2 separate regions of the Mus musculus genome follow, and region 1 is linked to region 2. Evidence: chromatin contacts called from ENCODE Hi-C data. All regions are on one chromosome and are shown on one strand. The core of a region is the stretch at or near the end of the contact, and the rest is flanking DNA. Distances in the headings are between cores, read along the strand shown.

Region 1 (4,618 bases), core at 1,078-3,577, 37 kb before region 2:
CACCTTGTTGTAGAGGCCCCTTTTAACACTCAGCTTCACATTCCATATTTTGTGGAGTTTTCTCCACTCGCTTACTCTTTGGTTTCCTAGAGCCCATCTCTTCCTCTGAGGACATTGGACTCTTAGCTGAGCAACTCCTGACCTTTGCCAACAGTGGGTAGAAGAGGGCAGGACATGTCCGTGTGTACCTGTATTCACAAGCACTCGGGGCACAGTAGCTTTCAACTTGGACTAAGCAACGGGAACCATGTGCCATTAACTTGTGCTTCCTGCTACACTGGCTGTGAGGTACTCAGCATAATCAAAGCTCTGGATTCCATATATATATATATATATATATATATATATATATATATATATATATATATATATATATATGGAGAGACAGAAAAACAGAGAGACAGAGATAGAAGAGACAGATTCAGACAGATGACAGATAGATAGATAGATAGATAGATAGATAGATAGATAGATAGATAGATAGATAGATAGATAGATAGATGAAAGATATGATTAGACAGACAGACAGAGATGAGTTAGTATCATTTGTCAAGGGTGGTGGTACACGCCTCATCATAGCACTTGGGGAGCTGAAGGTGAAGGATCTGAGTTTAAGATCAGCCTGGCAATATGTAATAATATCAAAGGGGGTGGGGAGGAAAAAGAAAGAAAGGCAAGAAAGAGGCAAGCAAAGAAAAAACACTCTATGTCCCAGGACACCAGCAGTCACAACAGTCATCGGACATCAGAGCCAGATGGGAGGGCAGAGCAGAGCAAAGAATCCATGCTGAGACAGAGCGATGCAACCAGGAGACGAGGGCACAAAGGCAATCACTGCCGGAATTCAAAGGGGAGGGAAAACTCATGTCTGGAGTTCAAGTCCTGACTAATTCAGTCTTCTATGGTTGGGCAGTGCCACGAGAAACCTCAGACCCAGAGCAAAGGCTGATGGGAGTCGGAACAAGGCTCTACCTTGGCAAACCACCACCGCTTCTCTTAGCTGCAATAAAAGAAAGAGGAGGTAAGATAACTTCATGTGTTCCATGTACTCTTGCTTAAGGACTTTAGCACCATTTTGTTCCTGACATAAATTTTGCTACCTTGTCACAGTGTGTCCTCATGGATTCCTGGAGGCCCCTGATAATGACTTGCAAACACTGTCAATGGAACACTAACCCAGACAGCCACTGGTCCTGTGACTTCACTCCCTTATTGGGGGATTCACACACACACACACACACACACACACACACACACACACACACACACACACACACACACACACACCATACAGCCTGGCCCTCCCTCGAACAGGGAACTTCCCTGGAAGTGTTCTCTACCAGTCTGAACTATTAGCACAAAGGCTGCATATTCAAGGGGTCTAGGAGGTGAATTCTTGACCTGACCCTGTTGCCTGGGTACAAGCTGACTCTTTCCCACAGTCTCTGGCCCAGACCTTCCTATCACAGCCAGGAATGTATGCTGCAACTGACTGTAGCCTGGATCCGGACACAGACTCGGTTCGATGATTAATGAGAAAAAAAGCTTAGTCAGAATTACACTCAAGGATGCTGGTGGTGCTGTTTCCTGTGGGCACTCATTTCTCCAGGGCATCTCATTCCTTGGGAGCTGTACAGCTATCCCTGTGAGATTATGCATCTGTGACGCCAATCACCTTTGTGACAGATAATGGGAGACACAGACTTGCCTGTGTTCCCATCAGCGACCGTGTCTGACTGCTGCTACATTCATCTCCAGGAATTTCCTAAAATGGTGATGCTTGCTTCTGTTTATCTCGTTGGATAATGTTAAAAGCAACAGGAAAAAAAAGAAAGAAAACATTACATGTTCTGTCTTATGTCACAAGTCTGTGAGAGAGATGGACATTGGGGGCTCTAATTAGGTCAGCATGCTCAACCCCATTCTTGGATAAGATTGGACTCAGCTCAAAATTTTGTTTAACATCCATTTCTAACAACTGCATATAATGCTCACTTAGTGGTTTTGACACAGTCTTTCACTATAATCTGTAGCCCAGGCTGCCTCTGACTCAATCCTGTACTGGGATTATAGGCATGCACTGGCTAAAATTAAGCTTTGATACCAAATATGAATCTCTTGGCTTGCTTTTTTTTTTAAGGGGAAATGAGATTTCTAGAGATTTCCTGAGGAAGCTGAAAGCGTCCTAGCTTCAGCTCATAGCAAACAAACACAACTGTGCCTGGGATCCTCGGAGGAAGACTGTGAGGCCAGAGCATCCTGAGATCAAGGAGAACGCCCAGTTAACGGATTCTATTGTTTACCAGTGTTTATCAGCTTTCAGGACCACAGGTGAGAAGCCAAGCTCAGCCCGCTCTCATCTTTTGGAACAAAACAGATCCACCCATAATCGTGTTGATCAAATGGCCTGTGAACTACTGTACTGGTTCCCCTCTGGGCTGTGGTCTGATAACATCCACCAGAAGAGTGTAGTCACCACATGGCCTTTCTTTTGTGCACTGGCACACACACACACACACACACACACACACACACACACACACACACACACACACACACACATTTGCTAGAGTGAGGATAATTTGGAGTTAAACTGTAATTGATTTATCTGTTTCATTCTCCCTCGTGTTTGAAGTCAAACAATAACAAAAATCTCCAGAAATCTCAAACAAATACATTATAGCTTCATGATCCTAAGGGCTTGATGCAAAGCCTCTGGCGTGTGTACCATACTCTGGGAGAAAAGGACCAAGAACATAGAAATCACATGCTTTTAACCCTTGCACTCAGGAAGCAGAGGCACATGGATCCCTGTGAGTTCCAGGGCAACCTGGTCTACATACAGAGTGAGTTCCAGAGCAGCCAGGCAGAAACCCTGTCTCCAAAAACCAAAAGCAAACATCAAACAAACAAACAAACAAGCAAACCAAAAGACAAACAAACAAAACCAACTGTGACTGATTGAAATAGAATCTGGTAGTAGTAGTAGTATGAAATGGAGAACATCTGAGTTAATTAGAATAATGTTACTTATAAAGATACTCAATGACTTGGAGAAGGAGGTATCACGTCATGTAGAAACACAGAATGAGTCTCGGTTGTCTTCAGACACTGGTAGATCCGGGCATGGAATCCAGGCTTCCAGGCACATAACTGAGTTTGCTTCATGGAGAACAAAGAACGAGGCTTTGCTTATTTGTCTGGACTTGCAGCCTTGTAAACCACACTTGGGTTACTGAATTGCAATCTCTGAGCCTCATCCACTCAGTTAAAGAAAGAAAGAAAGAATAATAATAATTGACACTGACCCCGAGTTATTGTGTGTAGACTAAGTAAGAGGATGCATGTTCTGAATGCAAAGCAGATAAGGAATGTTCAGTACTGGATTCTCAATGAGGGCAGGAAAATTTCAACATCTTGCACATCACATGCAATGTGATTCTGTCATCACACCTCACCTAAACTAGAGGACAGCAGGTCTGTATTCCAGAGATGCTCTTTAAAGCCCCACAATACTGAAGTCAAAGAACCAAGGAGCTCCTGAAAGATTTTGATCCTATTAAAATGACAAGCCATTGGATTTGTCTGTAGCAAACTAGACAAGAGTTAAGCCGTGGTTGACAACAGTCAACCTAAGCTATTCCTCGATTCTAGGACACTGTTGTCAAATGCTTTAATTTTGCGCAGATACATTTGCATGAGCCAACCGTGCCTTTCGTCTAATTTGCCCTTAGTCACAGTCTACCCTACCTTTGCTCTGCCCTTCCTAGCCTTAGGAATCGAGGGTGTGTTTGTGTCTAGTTAGTGTTAAGATAAAATTAAATACTCTGTGCTCACATTTTACTTCTCAATTCTGTTCTAAGGTTTGTAAGTTCGTTCAAATGAAAGTTCACTCTAAGAATTCATGGATTGTCAGTGTCTCTCAGGGTGCGTTCTAATACCAAGCTGGTTCAGATACAAAGCCTGAATTGAGGATGCCACAGACCATGGCTGCTTTTGGTTTTCCAAGGAAAACCCACATTGAGGGACCAACCATTGCTTCTCTCAGACACAGAAGTAATATTTAGGGTGAAACAAAACTTCCAGAAGGAAACGGACAGTTCCTGGAATGGATATCAGTTGCAACATCAGTGTAGTGACCTTGTGACCTTATGACCCCATTCGGACCTTGACCCAACACAGGCCACACACAACCCCATACTGAGTCCCTTTAATCTGTACTCTGCTCCCACCAAGCCCCTGGTACTGGCTAGCGTCCAAGAGGAGTGGGACTTCATTTTTTTTTAATTGAAAACATTATTGTTCTTATGTATGTATGCATGAATGCATGAGAGTGTGCATGTCACAACACATGTTTGGACATCAGAGTCAGTTTTCTCTTTCCACCCTTCAGTGGATTGTGACAAACAGAGATTAAGCCAGCAGGCTTGTGTCACAGAACCTATACCCACTGAGCCATCTCATGGGTGTTCTTTGTGGAGAGAAGGAGGGAGGGAGAGACTACATGAATGCGTATCAATAACCAAAGCAATTCATTACAAATTACAACACATAGCTATTATCTTTTGCCTTTTAATCACAACACCCCAACACACCTCCCCACAGTGAAACCAGGGTA
Region 2 (5,096 bases), core at 1,372-3,871:
AAAATCCCCCTGAAACTGTGAGCCAAGGTAAATATTTCCTCTCTGTGACCTGTTTCTGTCTGATGTTTGTTAACAGCCCCCCCACACACACACACACAAAAACCAGTGACTACATTCTACCCTTCCCAATCACCCTATGAGGAAGCCGACAATGTCCCCACTGCCCAATGTACAATAGGAACACTGAACTCCTGAGAGTTATTATCACATTAACAGGGCATGGTCTTCTGTATCTACTCTCTTTCTGCACTCCTGATTCAGACATTATTAAGCATAACAAACATCTAACATGATTAAAACCACACTGTCATAAGCCAGTTCCTTCTGAAGCACTGAAGCAATACTATGCAAGAGACAGTTTATAGTATAATCAGAAAGGTCATGCAATATCCTAGTAATTTCTCATAATGGAATCTGGTATGGTCAAGCTACTAGTAGTTATGTTAAAATATCCAGAAGAAGAAAAAGAAATCCAAGATGGCAGCATGGTGTGCTTTTTCCTTGGATGGCTAAGATGGTTTAACAAAAGTAGACTGAGCTGCACTTCAAGAAGTTGCACAAGCTTACTCTGGCCTCTCCTTCTAAACAACTTTGACAGCTCCTTCTGACCCTGTATCAGTTCAAACATTTAAACAGAAAGACACCCGTGAGCACCTCGAGAAGAACAGCCCTGAACTCAACTTTTTAAAAATTATATCTAAAATAACCAGAAAAGCTGCAGTTATTCTGAAAATGTTTGTGCTGGGAGCTCTCGGTCTCTTGGCAACAGCAAGGCACCCAAAGGGGGGGGTAGGAATCAGGAAGCTGTTGCCAGGAGAGGACCGTACACTTTCTGTATGCAGAGGAGGGCCAAGAGTTGGGAGGGATGGTGGGCACGGAGAAGTGTTTGTGGAAGGACCAGTGTAGTCCTGTAGACGGAGGCCTAAAGGGAAGAGAATTCCTGGGAAGCTCAAAACCTATATTAGTTCTCTGTAACTGGAGATTGGTGCTCCAGAAAGGGTGGAACTGAAGGCAGAGACAACCTGGGGATTCATTCCTTGGCCAGCAGGAAGCCATTAAAGTGTTTTTGGTAAATGCTAATTGTATCTATTTGCTGGATTTAGTTTAAGGATTCATGTTTATAATGTGCATTTAAAGCCTTAAAAGAAAAAAGAAAAAAGTGTTTATATCTCCTCTCCCAGATGACAAGTGTGAACACCATCCTTAACAGCTCAGCCGACTCCAGGATCTTTCAGCTCTGAAAGGCCTCCAGACCTTCCCTCCGAAGAAGTCTAAATCATCCACTAAAAGGCTATCTGTCTTAAATAGCCCGTGCTCACTTGCCTGTAAACGACTTCAGTGGAATCATACCTTCAAATATGCTTTCACCCATAAGTTCTGTAAAACAACCAAACCATCACTGGATTGTCAACTTTCTATAATGTCCCAGGCTACCCCGTAACAAGGAGCAAGGGTGTACCTAACATCCGCTAATAATTTGCCAACCACACAACAAACCATGCAGCTTGTTATCCACAGACTTACCATGCAGCAAAGCACACCTGTAAGAAACACCAGGCGAAGTATGGAAAAACCCACTGTTGAAAGGAAAACAAACACACAAAAAAACTGAACCCCTGTAGTATGCCATTGTATTCAAAGCTTTGCCAGAAAGAAAAGAACACACACACACAGACACACACACACACACAGAGACACACACACACACAGACACACACACACACACAGAGACACACAGACACACACACACACACACACACACACACACACACACACACACACACACGAGTATTATCTCACCTTCCCCTTTTCTTAGCCTTATGGCTGGATGATTAAGATTGCCTCTTTCTAGAAGATTTAGGAATGCCTATTCATCTAACAAATTTGACTTAGCTTCTGTTTTGATCTGAGCATTGTGGTAGGCACCCTAAAGAAAGGAATTAATAAGTGCCATTGCCTGCCTTTGAATTGCTCACCATGACAAAAGGAGGCGCAGACAGCAGTAACCAACCTGTCCAAACACACAAGGCACTACTGGAAACTATGAAATATATGTTGTCTCCAGGGTCAGGATCATAATTTTAAAATAAATAAATAAATAAACAAACAGGACTTCCCAGCTGCAAATCCTCATAAACAATCCCTTTCCCCCAGGACAACAGTCAATCTTTGGTAAGAAAAACAGGAAGCATCCAATTCAGGCTCCCGGTGGAAGGATGCAGGCTGAATATTCATTAGGGTGGGGGGTGGATGGGAGCAGGAGAAGGGAAATGGCAGGCAGCCAGGGACGCTCACTGCATCCCATCTCTCAAACTACCGAGATGTGGGTTTTTTTTTTCCCCTACAGCCTCCTTGGAAGAAGGACAGTGAAACTGTCCTGTTGTGATATGAAATATGACCACAATAACTAGGTTAGATAATAAACTATTCTTTATTTGCTAATAATTGTCAGCTCACAGGGTCTGTACACGTATTAACACTGAAACATTAAAAAAAAAAAAAAAAGAAAAGAAAAAAGAAAGAAACGTTTGCTTTCCACGCCGTCGTCGCCTAAGGGGAATAAAAAGAATTCGGAGGCTGCATAAAACTGTAATTATGATGCAACACAGCCAGGAGAGCTAACAAAGAATCTGCTTTCCCTTTGTGTTGTTAACTGAGTTAGTTCTTCCAACTTTCTGCTGCTGACAATGGTAACACTGGGCTTCGCTGAATGCTGGGTGGACAGGTAAGCCTGGGGGCAGGTGGCCCGAGGGGGAATGCACACAGCTGTGCTATAAGGCTGACTCTAGAAGGAGGATGGTCATCATTTTCCCTTCATTTCTCTGAAAAGGAAAGGAAGACATGTTTATGAGCAGTATAATTAACAGCTGGGTACCTTGTTGAATTAAGACATTATCACTGGATGAAGTTTTTTTAAAGGGGCAGCTAAAAAACTCCAAAGGCGAGTGACATGCTATTTCTCCTTTGGTGAAATTAGCCAATTAAAGTCAGATTTAGATGTGTGTGTGTGTATATATATATATATACACAAACACAGGTTTATTGCAAAGCTGCTGTCAGGTGTGTTCACTGGCCCCAATGACTGAGGCCATAAAAGTCACCATGGAAAGGGAAAGAGAGCAGAGGGGGAAGAGAAAACTCAGAGAAAGAGAAGGAGAGAAAGGAGAGACCAAAATGTCTGGATTACATAGGGAAGAGCCTCTGACAGAAGGGCAGCCCAGTCACTGGGCTGAAAAGTTCCGGGTTGGGAGCAGGGCATGCCATGTAGGGACTGAGGGATGCTGGGAGAACATGGACACCAGGTCTGCTTTGGTATGTAAAATATGTCCTAGGGTATGAAATCAAACAGTGACCCAGTGGGGAAGAAAAACGGACTTTACGATAAGAACTGAAAAATACTTGCTGGCAATGTTGAAGTAGAAGTTAAATGTATTTGGCTGAATTTCATAAAGGAAATCAATGTTCCCATTAGCTAAATCTAAGGTCATCTGAGTTCGTTTTCTAGTCCTTGACAATGTATAAGCTCCAACACCCCCATTCTTTCAGAGTGAGTCACAGCTGCCTCACCTTCCTTCCACCCCGCCTCTAGCCAGCATCCTTCCAACTCCCAGATGTGCACACAACCCTTTGTGTTCAGGTTTTTCCTCCCACATCTTCCTGGGGGAATAGGAGAGGGTGTGGCAGTGCTGGTCTGATTCCCTTACAGTTCCACTCTGGGGTCAGTCCCTCCTCTAGCTTTTAATGGGTGGCCATTCACACCGTGCTGGTTCCAGTGAGGTGGAGAAAGTTCCATGAGGCAATGCCACTACATCTGATATCACCTCCTCCCCAAATGATACTCAAGTGAAACTTCCCTCTCTCCCCACCCCCACAATATGTAGACAAAACCAATGTCTTCCTTCTCCATCCAGACTCATAAGTAGAACCTGGATATGAAGGAGACCCGAGAAAGCCATCAGCTGGAAGCAAACAGTAGTGTGGTATTGAAAAATACAGAGAGGTGTGAAATGTTGTAAATAGTTTGGGCAATGAGAAATAAACCCTGGAACCACACACATGCTAGGCAAGGACTCCATCCACTCAGGAATTTTGATTTGGTTGATTTGGTTGATGAATGCAAGGATCAAGGGCTTAGTATCTACACTTTTTTGAGGTTCCCTAACTCCCTTTCCTCATATCCTTCTGTCTTAGCCCTTCATATTTGCTTTCTCAAAAAGGGTACCATCTCCAGAAAGGAAAGATGAAGGTTACAGAGCTCTATAACAGAGCCCCAATGGGTTCTGTCTTCAAATAATAAAATATGTGCAACATGGAGGGGACTTCTCCACAGTCTTTCTGGTACTTTGAATGAGAATAGCACCCCCCCCCCAATATAAGCTCATGTATTTGTACTGTTATCACCAGTGGTATTATTTGAGAATTAGAAGGTGTGGTTCTCTCTCTCTCTCTCTCTCTCTCTCTCTCTCTCTCTCTCTCTCTCTGCCTATGGATCAGGATGTAGCACTCAGCCTACTACTCCAGCATCATGTGTGCTGCCATGATGATAACAGGACTACACCTCTGAAACTGTAAGCTAGTCCCTAATTGAATGATTCCTTTTCTAAGAGTTGCCTTCGTCATGGTGTCTCTTCACAGCAATAGGGCAGTAACTATGACAGTCCTCTTCCCAAAGCGAGAAATCCCACTCTTCTGAGCCACCCACCACCCAGCCCTTTCTCCACTTGAATGTGAGCATAGCAGTGGGCACACTCAGGTGTCACACTGACTTAGAATTCTGAGCTGCCTCTTCCTACGTGACGGCCCGATTTGTCAATGCCACTTTGTGATGCTCTTCTTACATGCTTCCGGTAGAATCTTGGCACGAAGTGTATCTTGTCATCACTTAGATGAGATCCAGAGCTACCAAGACATCTTCCCTAAGCCTGAATCCTTCAACACAGCAAAGCCAGATCTCCGGTGGCATGTCTGTCCTTCGTACCCTGCATCTTGTTTGTGGAGTCTTGGAAGCTTACCTTTGGCATTACAGTCTAGACATTTACATAAGAACTTATGAACACAGTGTTTTTCAAAGCATACTTTGGCATTTCATGTCATGA

The links. A loop is a pair of places that touch in the nucleus more often than their neighbours do.
Region 1: a loop to region 2 is called in a map of heart, with 9 times the contacts of the local background. The contact joins the enhancer-like site here to the promoter of 5430403N17Rik in region 2. A Hi-C loop is called at or near these places in 6 of 37 maps with a recorded cell type or tissue (gastrocnemius and heart).

What each region holds. Positions count from the first base shown.
Region 1 is chr8:35,917,325-35,921,942 of GRCm38, reverse strand. No RefSeq gene overlaps it. Among named protein-coding and RNA genes, the nearest start is that of 5430403N17Rik, 37 kb to the right of the region's middle. Within about 2 kb of position 2,327, at least 1 of the 3 ENCODE cell types and tissues checked has a DNase peak (open chromatin) inside an H3K27ac peak, as active enhancers do; it is heart, where a contact is called at or near this core.
Region 2 is chr8:35,880,482-35,885,577 of GRCm38, reverse strand. It overlaps 5430403N17Rik (RIKEN cDNA 5430403N17 gene), which reads left to right and starts at 2,621. Exons shown (of 3, transcript NR_046181.1): 1 at 2,621-2,725.